Linked DNA regions of Homo sapiens: region 2 is linked to region 1. A link is a loop called in an ENCODE intact Hi-C map of the cell type or tissue named here. Cell type or tissue: mammary epithelial cell. All regions are shown on one strand. Links, peaks and the distances in the headings refer to the core of each region. The heading gives the core; the rest is flanking DNA. Region 1 overlaps SUSD4 (sushi domain containing 4). Region 2 has its middle 28 kb from the start of CCDC185.

Region 1 (5,380 bases), core at 184-5,183:
GTCTGGACCAAAATGACAAAGAGGAAACAAAGAGGAAAGTCTTGACCAATAGAAGAGATTGCTCCTAATCTGGCTTTGTCTGATATTTGTGGAACCCTAGGACAGCAATCTCACTGAGGACGTCTCTTGAAATTTAACAAACAACAACAAAAAAAGGCAGAAAGCAAAAAAGAGAGAGAGAAATACTCAAAATCTCTTCCTTATCTTACTAGGTTGTTAAGAAAATTAAAGGTGGCGATACAGCTAAAAACATCTTGCAAACTGTACTTGTCAAGTGCTTGTCCAAGTTACATGAAAAAGAACCACTCTTAGGAAGGCTCTAAGGGAGCAACAGAGCTCAGAGAACCATCAGAAGGGAATGGTGACGGCAGTGACAGTCACTAGCAGAAGGCCCCAGAAACCAGCCACTTGTTTACTCACCCTTGGCAAAGCAGGTAAGAGTCAAGCACAACCCATTCTGACTACCTTCTTCCAACAGGCACAAAAGGACTGGCACATGGGTTTCTGTCCTCTTACCATTCACCATTCAGAGCCCAAGATTCAGGCACTCTGGCCTTCACTTTGTCTTGGGTTGTGGGATTTTCTTGTTGTTGTGTTGATTTGTTTATATGTTTTCTGCTTTTTGCTCACAACACACAAGAGTTCCCTTCTCTCAGGGCAGGGGGTGTTCCAAAATACTTGCTAACTCAGCTTAAAGAAAAATGTTTGAATCAAATACAATACAAAGAAAAAAATGTATTTAGGGATTGGGATTTCCAAGTCCTGGCATGCTAAAAGAAAGATTATCATTAAAAGAATAATCTGGGTCACCATGCCCCACTTGTAAGCCAGGTGAACTTGGACAAGTTGCTTGATCTTTCCATGCCTTCTTTTCTTCTTCTATATAATAAGGATAAATAATAAAATCTACTTCATACAGTTGTGAGGAATTAAATGAGTTACTATCCACAAAGTGTGGAAAACTGAGTTGGTACGTAATAAGCACTCTTCAATTATTATTGAAGTACTATTAACAATTTGGAAACTTTTGTCAATCACGCAGATGTCGGCCAACTTAAAATTTTGTCCCTTTTCCCAACCTTCCATGGTTAACAATAGTTGAACAGCTCATTCTTATGAGAATGGACCAATAAATCAATAAAATACATAAGAATATACATCTATCCATCAGTCCTAGATACTGTGATTGGTTTTGGTGAAGCAGGACCATATTTGTACACAAATTTGAAAGTCTATCCTTTTGCCCCTTTCTTCCCCTCAATTCAGAGGCAATGATCCCAATGATCTATTTAGACATACTGTTACTATGTGTGGTTATTTCAATTGTCAAACAGCAAATGAGCTTTCAAAGCACAGCAAGGATAAAGAGGAGCAGTGTGCAAAATCACTTTTCTCATCAGAATCAATAAATAACACTAACACGGAATTTTAAATCGAATTTAAAATATGTGTGAAAAAATAATTTTATGCATGCTTTTTGCATTTAAACTTTTGAGAAGACACCAACGCTTATCTGAATGTTTTCTCAGGACAAAGGACTGTATCCCCTTAACTGTGTATCCCCAGGATGTACAATAGACACTGGAAAAAGATGGATGGATGGATGGATGGATGGGTGGGAAAAAGAGAGCTGGCTTTACTCAGATTTTAGAATCCATCAAATTCCTGTAATCGCAGAATCAAATATTAGTGATATGAAAGGAACTGAGTCAAGGGGAAGTCACACCACTTGACCAAAGCTAGGTGGCAATTTAAGGACAGAGGCTGAACTTGAGTTCTATCCGTCCTATAAAGAATGCAGAGCACTTGTTTATACCAGAGTTTCCCATCTAAAGGCAAGCCTCGTTGGTCTTTTGCAAGCTTTGGAAATATGTCTCTGAAACCAGGAACAGAATAATTTAGGTGCTTTTATTCACGTATCTAATCAGTGTTTACTGGAGAGAGATCTTCACCTACATTTTTCATTACATTCAAAAATTAAAGAACCACTGATTCTCTGACTTGCCTCTTCAGGCCTCTGAGACAAGAGATTTGCTACTTGTTATATGAAATCCTTTTGCCTCCAAAAGCTTTCAGATTTTACCCACTGGATAAATCAAAAGAGTCTCCATGCTGCTTATATTAAGGTAGCCTTTTGTTGAAGAAACATACATTAGAGTTAGAGGAGCTGGGACTTTGCTTACAGATTAAGCGCAGTTTGAAATTGTGAATTTTAGATGTAGCATTGAATGAAAAGCTTTCACTCTACCATGTAAGAAAATGTTTCTCAATAAAACTAAGGGACTTAACACTACAAATCAGTGAGTCAGTCAGAAAGCATCTGTTTCCACCTGCTGGCACAGAGCACAGCACTACAGCGACATGAACCAAATGAGGGCTCCAGGAGCTCAATTCAGCTGCACTAGGACCATGACTTGGGTATGCAGAGAGGGCCGCTGGACCAGGGGTTTGCATGAGTCAGAGACCTAGAAACAGAAAAAGGAAGACAAGCCAAGCTCAGATGATATTTTGCTCCTGCTCTCCACCCTTCAGTGGGTTCCCCACTGCCTGCTGTGTGACTTTCAGAACCCCTATTGGAGCTTCTAGGACTTTTACAATAAGGTTCTAACCTATTTTTCCTTCTACCCTACTGATTCCTTGCAGGTATACTATATTCCAGATTAAACGGACTATTTTCTGCTCCCTGAAGGGTCCAATCATGTAACCACCTTCCACACCTTTGCACAAGCTATCCCTCCACCTGAGATGCACCCTCCCTCCCCACCATCCTATCCTAAGTGCTACCTCTTCTCTAGAGCCTTTCCTGATTTTCCTTCCAACCTCATAGGCTACCATTAATTGGATGTGGCCCCAGCTATCATGAAACTTTTGCACTTTTGTAAAAAGTAACTCACTCATAGCAATTATTTTCTAAATGGTGTGGCAGTAATTTGGGAATCTTTTTTCTTGCTCTCAATCAAAATTAGCTGAACATCTACTGTGTGTCAGATGTTGTGCTGGGTGCCTGAGACACAAACATGAATAAAGTCAAGTTTCTTGCCCTCAGTGGGCTTGTGGTCTAGTAAATGAGGCAATATTATGATAGAGGGTTACAGCTAGTGCAATGGGAGCCCAAGTAAGGGAAGAACTTACTGACTAGGGAAATATGAGAGAAGTTATGGCATTTAAAAGTTGGGGATAGAAAGAAATTTGAGAAAATTTGCTCATTTAGGAAAAAAATGAGTAAGAGAGAGTTCTAGGTAAAAATAACATTTATGCAACAGTGCTTGGCTCAGGACGGGGTAGGCACTCAATGTTTATTGAATGAATAAAGCAAAAGTCTCCAAAATCACGGCATTGTCTTAGCCCCCTCCGCCCTACTATTATTTACATTTACTAAGTGCCTACATGATTTCCATCCTTCACACCAACCCTATAAATTAGGCACCGTCATCCTCATTTTATAGATGAGGAAGCTGAGGCTCCCAAGTCCTGAGACCCCAAAGCTATCAAGTGGCAGAGCCTGATTGAGTTATTTATAATACAGAAATGTGCTAAAGAATTCACCTTAAAGGAGTCACTTGTTGAGCAAACTCTTGGCTCTCTTCCTTGAAGCCTGGGGGTGGGGGGCACTCTGGGCATCCCTCAAAGCCCAGCAGGTCTCTGGTCAAGTGTACTGGGGCAGAAAGGGGAGAAACAGCTGAAGCCATGCTCCATGCAGATTCCACACACGGCAGGGTCCTATATCTCCCCACCAACCTAATATGAGTTCTTGCACAGCATTTGGTCTCAGTGGCCCCAAATGAGGGCACTCTTCCTTAACGACAAAAGACAACCTGGAGAGAGCCACCCAAACATCATCTCAGGACAAGTCAGGCTCATAAAAGCTTCCCTAGGGTTCAAAGAACTGAATCGGAGCTCTGGCTTTCTAAGACAAAGCATTTCATTTTTGATGGAGTTCCTGTTCCTACTTTTCTTTGATCATTTTCTCAATTTCTGCCTTTCTAGTTCAGGCTTTTTCTTCAATACTTGTACTGGGCACATGCTTTTTTTTTCTCCTAGCTGAGACGATTATATCTTGCCATTGCGGTGTTCCTTTTCCATTGAAAGCAATCAAAAATGAAAATCCACATTTCAGAACAGTGTCCATTAAATATACACTTTTTTGTGGATGAAAAAAAAGCACTCTCCGAGGGCTGATTTTCAGCTCTGTGTATCACCTGAAGATTAGATATTGGGTGAGACTTCTGCTCCTCACAGGCCATTTGCATTCAGTAATTGAGAATGATGGCAGAAAGTCTGGAGCAGAAGCAACTTATTTTAAGGAATGCCTTGGTCTCAAGCATGGCTAATCAAAGTGTGGTCCTTGGATCAGTGGTAACTGCTTCACCTGGGAGCTTATTAGAAATGCCGAGTCTCAGGCCCCACTCCAGACCAAATGAATCAGCATCCACCTTTTAACAAGATCCCAGGTGACTTGTATGCACATTAAAGTTTTAGAAGCACAAGTCTAGAGCTAAGGTGTATTTGCTTTTATTGCCTTATTGGAGCCTCCATGTGCATTTCTTTCCTAAAAAAGAAAATCTCTGTATAATGAACTCTATAGGACATCCCCCACCACCCTTGCTTGCCCAAACGGTTTATTCATAGAGGAACTGTGAAGTGATAAATACTCTTCCAGAAATCACACTCTCAGCCTGAAGGAGTTCAAAGTGAAACGCAGCTGATGGCTAGCTTCCTGCAGCATATGAGTGCCTAAAAAGAAAGAGCTCTGAGACTGACAGGTGACAGGCAACCCTTACTCTCATCCTCTTCTCCAAGGCTCTGGATATTTTTGCCTGGCATGATCCCCCACAGGAAGGCAGGGAAAAAAGACATGCTATAGGAACCTCATAGGTGACTGTCATAAGACCGAGGTGGCCATGATGTACACTGAGCTCTGAAATGTTGAGGAGGATGCTCTGTAAACACGACCAAGCAGAACCAAGAGCACAAAACAAATCTCAGCTGTGCTCAGACCTCACCCATCCAATAACAATAGTCAAGACAAATGTAAATGAACCTTGATTAACTAGTCTGTCATCTACATAAGAGAAATGGACCAAGAAGATGGAAAATCATGTGGACCTGGTTTGAGAGAATGAAAGCTAGAACTGGGAGGCAAAAGCAGAGAGGAGGGGAGGAAATGATCCAGATCCACGCAATACTGTTCTGCCCGTCTATTCCCACTCATATGTGAAGCAGAGCTGGTGTCCACGGCAGATTAGAGGCTGTGACCAGAGCCCTGGCAGGGCACACAGGTGCTGGCCTGGCCTCACACTTGACCTTCTCCTCCATGAAGAGGAAGCTTGCCTCAGAGAAATCTCTATAAAAAACTACAAGCATCCAAAAAGTTATTCCT
Region 2 (5,380 bases), core at 197-5,196, 62 kb after region 1:
GGAGAGCACAACCAATATACACACAGGTGCACAGACACACACATGAGGGACATAGGAATGAGCAATTGGTCCAAGCATCCTACCAACGTGACTTCTGCTTCACCTCAACATGAGTTTAAGTAGTGTGGAAAGTAGGAAATGCTCCTGTAGTTCACGAAATAAAGCAAGAAAGGAGCTTCCAGCGAGGTGCGCTGGGTAGGACAGCCACCCAAAGCCCAAAATAGAAACAGCTCCTCATCAGCCCAGAAGGAAAGGCATCCTACTCCCTGCCCAGGCTGAAGAAGACACCATCCAGAACATTAATCCTGCCACGCTTTAGTGCATCCAGAGCTTTGCAGCAGAAAAAGTCCTGGTAGAAATAATTTTTGCAAAATTATTGAACAAAAAAGAATACGCTTTGGAACAGACGGGATCGAAGATAATAGATGTGAAGGTGCTCAGGAAAATTAAAGGGGTTATATAAAGGTAAGAGATCATTGTTATTAGTGCTGTGTTTGCTTCGAAGATGCTGGAATATTTCTTCTCAATCGATGATCTTGACACCACAAGGGCCAATTCTGTCGGGATGAGGAGAGCATTGAGCCTGGAGCCAGAAGGGCCAGAGTCCAGCGCAGCTGTACTGCTCATGAACCACCAACTACCAGCAAGCCCCTCGGCTCTCTGGCCTTGAGATGCCACCTCTGTAAATGGGGCCTAATCATAGGGTTGATGGAACGTCACGTAGATGAAAGCGTCCAGTACTCAGGAGACACTTAAAGCAGCTACTGTTTACTGAGCTCTGTTTACTTTGCTCTAAACACCATGCCGGCACTGTGTCTTCCTTCTCTCGCTAATCTTCACAAGAAACTACAAGGTAAGAACTGCTGTTTTCCAGTTACAAGGAAGACACAGAAGTGCCAAGAGGTCAAGCAGACTGCCCTAAGTGACAGGATTTCAGAGCCCAACACAAACCCAGTGATTCTAGTCCCAGGCTCTGTTCATTCACTACCATGTTTTCCTCAATAAATATTGGTTGAATCCCGAGTAGGTTATCCATCCTTTGACGGCAGGTACTATTTGTTCTTCCTGAACTCTCATCCCAGAGCATCTGCTCCCGCGCTGGCTGCCAGTAAAATTTACTGAAATTGAAATGTTACAGCTCTGTGAGAAGGGCCCTGCTGGCCAGGTCAGGGCTCTCTGACAGCTATTTGGTGAGCTCCACGTGACTCCCCAATCCAGGTGGGATGACTTCTGCATGAGGGGGCGTGGGAGGCCCTCACACATGCAGCTTCCAAGGGCAACAGATGAGCTCATTGTGCCCATCCCTGACCTGTAAAGAGGGAACTACCTCTGGTACACTCTACGTGGCCAGACAGGTGTCTGAGATACTGGGACACCATCTAGCCCCGCTACAGGAGTGAAGTTTTAGCTTATCTCAAAGTGTCAAGAAAATAACTTCAGAAGTAACATTTGAGAGCATGGCTATCCTGCTTTGTAAATCTTGGCATGTTTTCTAAAACTTGATGTAAAGACTGTATTGTATAAAACACTGTACCACCAGCAACTTCCAGGCAAAAATGGCTAAAGTGAAAACAATGAAAAATGCACCCAGCGTTTCAAATTAAGGCTTCCTAACGTCATATCTCTTCATTCTTAAAGACAGGTGCACTGGGCTTGATTTGATGTGATACCCAAATACAACGGAACTGTAATTTAGGAAGCTCAAGTTATCTTTGAATCAACGATAAATTAATACTATTGTAAATTTTCTTTAGGATACCTTCTTCACATGCCAGAGATAATAATGTTCTGGTCTTCAATTAAATGAAAGATGGGATTAAATAATTCCCTGGGGAGCTAATTGGTAGATTTGGTGAAGCTGCTTTTCTCATGCAACCACATAGCCTCATGCTCTCTTCCTTGGGTATTTTCTTTGACACAAGTCTTATTATGCATTTGCCATTCTACACAAGTGCTTAGCTCAGAGTTGGTTCCTTTGGGGTATGTGTAGTACACTGCAGGAGAAGGATTGTTGCTGTGCCATGCAAAACCCAAGGAAGGACCCATGAATGAGCAGGACACAACCAAATTGTGTTGAAAAGCATGGGAGGCTGGCAGATGGAGCCGCTTATCAACTTGGCACCATGCTCTGGATCAAATCCAAGCCCTGCCTCTATTTTGATTAGTTAAAAATTTCAAGGACTGTTTGCCAGACTAAAACACAGTATGGATCAGAATTCATATCCCATGGTGTCTCCAGCCTCTAGCATGAAATACCCCTCAACTTTAATTGGCTTTGGTCTCAGCCTGCTTACATAAGCTCTTAGGCCCCTGCAAGGTTGCCCCTGGAAGTACACAGAGGAGGCCCCCATGTTCATGAACTGGATAGTGAGTGCAGCCATCATGATTGACATGTGGGCCATGTTCTGCCTCTCTCCTACTCCCATCCTCCTGAAAGTAAGAGTGGCTGGCATGGCTGGAGTGAGCCCCCAATGCCCCTGTTCCCCTGCACTGCCACTGCTACTGGTTTCAGGTGTTCTACAGTACAGGGTGCTGTGTTTCCAGAATACGTATAATGAACATTGCTGTCCCCCACAGTGAGTCCTACTTTGTCACAGGGACACACATACCTGCTGATCATATTCTTAGACTCCTAGTCTTTCATGCCAGACAGTGTCTTCAGCCTTCACCTGCTGCTGTCTCAACCCTGCCCCTGGTCCAGAAACCCAACACAAATTCCCCTCAGCCACACTCAGGGCTCCAGTGCAATTCACGTCTTGCAAAATGACTCCTCTAACCAGCTGACCAGCTCACCAGACAGGCCTAGACAAGTTTACTCTCGCTGAGGGATCAAGGAAAAATGCTCACACCAGGATTAATTTTATGCTGACAGTTTTGTTTTTTAAATATGAGGGAATAAATTAGTAAATAAATAAATGAATAAACAAGATAGATTTCCTTACAGTAGAAAGTCAACAAATACATGTAAAAGGAATAATATTGAAAAACAAAACCCAGCATTTGACAACCATCGTCATTATTATAGATTCAGGCCAGAACCATCAATGGATGCTAAAGCTAGTGAGTAAAATTTGAAGGAACATATTTGTAATCTCAAAGTACCTTCCCACAAGATGCTTATTAATTACAAAGTAACTTTACAAAGTAAAATAACATTATTATTTTAGAAAGTAATATTACCATGGAGAAACTTGGCTGATGTTACCTGTCAACGAAAAGAGTCGAACTCTGTAAAATATTTGAAGAGATTTATTCTGAGCCAAATATGAGTGACCATGGCCTGTGACACAGCCCTCAGGGGGTCCTGAGAACATGTGCCCAAGGTGGTCAGGGTACAGTTTGGTTTTATATACTTTAGGGAGGCCTGAGACATCAATCAAATACATTTAAGAAATACATTGGCTTGGTTCAGAAAAGCGGGACAACTCAAAGCAGAGGCTTCCAGGCTATTGGTAAATTTAAACGTTTTCTGGATGACAATTGGTTGAGTTTATCTGAAGACCTGGGATTAATGGAAAGGAATGTTCAGGTTAAGACAAAGGATTGTGGCAACCAAGTTTTACAGTGCAGAGGAATCTCTCAGCAGACTTCAAAGAGAGAGCAGGTTGTAAAATGTTTCTTTTCAGACCTAAAAGGGTGCCTGGCTCTTAGTTGATTATCTCCTGGATCAGGAAGGAAAGGAAGGAAAACAAAGGGGAGAAGGGATTCCCTATAGAATGTGGATTTTTCCCACAAGAGGTTTTGCAGGGCAATTTCAAGTCATGGCAAGAAGATATATTTTGGAGTGAAATATTTTCTTCCTTGTCTCATAATGTTATGCCAGAGTCAGATTGAAAAGCAAGTCACAATATACAGGGTCAAATAAAACCCATCTGATGAGAATCCATGGTTTGCAGGGCATGACTCCCCAGACCCCTTAGAGAGGAACTTGGGCAAGATAAAAAATCAGAGCTTAGTCCTCATACCTTAACCAAAGGATCAAAGTTCACATTACTAGTAATGAGACAAGGGTTCAGCAGGTGCCTCCTGATAAGCTGCACCGAGAGGAACCCAACACCACTCCTACAGCATTGCCACTGAAAGCATGCAACCCAAATGCAATCACAAGGAAACATTGGAAAAACCCCAATTAAGGGACATTCTACAAAATAACTGTCTGGTACTATGAAGAAAAGTCAACATCATGAATATGAAGAGAGACTCAAGAACAGTTCCATATTAAAGGAGACTAAAGAGATGCAACAATTGAATACGTAGTCCTGGGTGTTTTTTTTTTTTGCTATAAAGGAAATTATCAGAAAAAATTGATGAAATTTGAATAAAGTCTATAGACTGGAAAATAACATTGCAGCAATCTTATCAGTTATTACATCAACAATCAATATATATGGTAAGAAGGAAAAGGATAAGACAAATGTAGTAAAATGTTAACATTTGAGGCATTAGAGTAAAATGTTTTCTACTATTCTTGTAAATTCTCTCTAAATTGAAAAATTACGTCAAAACTAAATTTTTTTAAAAAATAATTTGGGCTATTCTTTGAGTTATCTAAAGACATGTGTACATGTTTCCAAGCCAGGGTTGGGGGCTGGGAATGCTTGCTACTTTTCAAGCAATGGCCAAGCCTGGTCTTCTTCTTGGACATGAGAACACAGCTGGCTTCTGAGACCTTTGTGAGCCACATCACCATGTGATCTGAATTTGAGCCAGTTCTAAACCTTTTGTGGTTGTTTCAAAATCGCTTAGGAAAAAAATTGGTGATGATGGGGAATGGTGGGGAGGAGCAGCTGCGTTTCTAAGAGAACACATGCCCTATACACCCCTGCCCAGTCGTCCCATAGGATATTCTTGGCTGCTGAGAGGGAGAAATCAGAAAGTCAAGGACCATGTGCTCCTGTCTCTAAGCCTGTTCAGTGATGGCTGAGCCAGAGACTCAAGCCTTAGGAGCTGACTTGTTATGGCCCTAAAAATAATTCAGAAGTAGCCCGAAGCTACTGACTCATCAGACACCCTGAGGGCTCTCTTGCTGGCATTAGGAAACTCTGAGAAATCTAATTAAACTTTTATTCAACCCCCTCTCTGGGAGCACAGACTAGTGAAGAGCAAGTGACAATGGTCTGGTTCAGCTTGGGTGTCTCCTGAAGGTGGGAGGTGCGGAGACAGCCTCCAATCCCAGTGAGGGAGCATGGGCAGTGGGAAGACCCTGCAACATGGGATTCCTGAGGCTGGGTCCCAGGAAGGACAGGCTCATTTTCCCACTTCATATCAGGGGCCAAGTGCTCCATGTCCATGCATTTCTCTGAGCCTGCTTAGTTACTGGTGAATCAAATAAATAAAATCAAGACAATATTTAATATTCATTGAGTACTTATTGTGTGCC

Evidence for each region. A loop is a pair of places that touch in the nucleus more often than their neighbours do. Peaks named below come from ENCODE experiments on the same cell type or tissue, not always from the same donor. Only the 100,000 strongest peaks of a DNase experiment are listed, where the experiment ranks them.
Region 2: it touches region 1 in a loop (2.1-fold over the local background); 6 of 110 quality-filtered maps call a loop at or near these places.

What each region holds. Positions count from the first base shown.
Region 1 is chr1:223,356,657-223,362,036 of GRCh38, forward strand. All of the region lies in intron 2 of SUSD4 (sushi domain containing 4), which reads right to left. Among named protein-coding and RNA genes, the nearest start is that of SUSD4, 4.8 kb to the right of the region's middle. In mammary epithelial cell, for the core only: a CTCF peak has its summit at 2,347 (motif pointing left); no DNase peak of the experiment used is centred there.
Region 2 is chr1:223,419,079-223,424,458 of GRCh38, forward strand. No RefSeq gene overlaps it. Among named protein-coding and RNA genes, the nearest start is that of CCDC185, 28 kb to the left of the region's middle. In mammary epithelial cell, for the core only: no CTCF peak of the experiment used is centred there; a DNase peak (open chromatin) is centred at 2,763.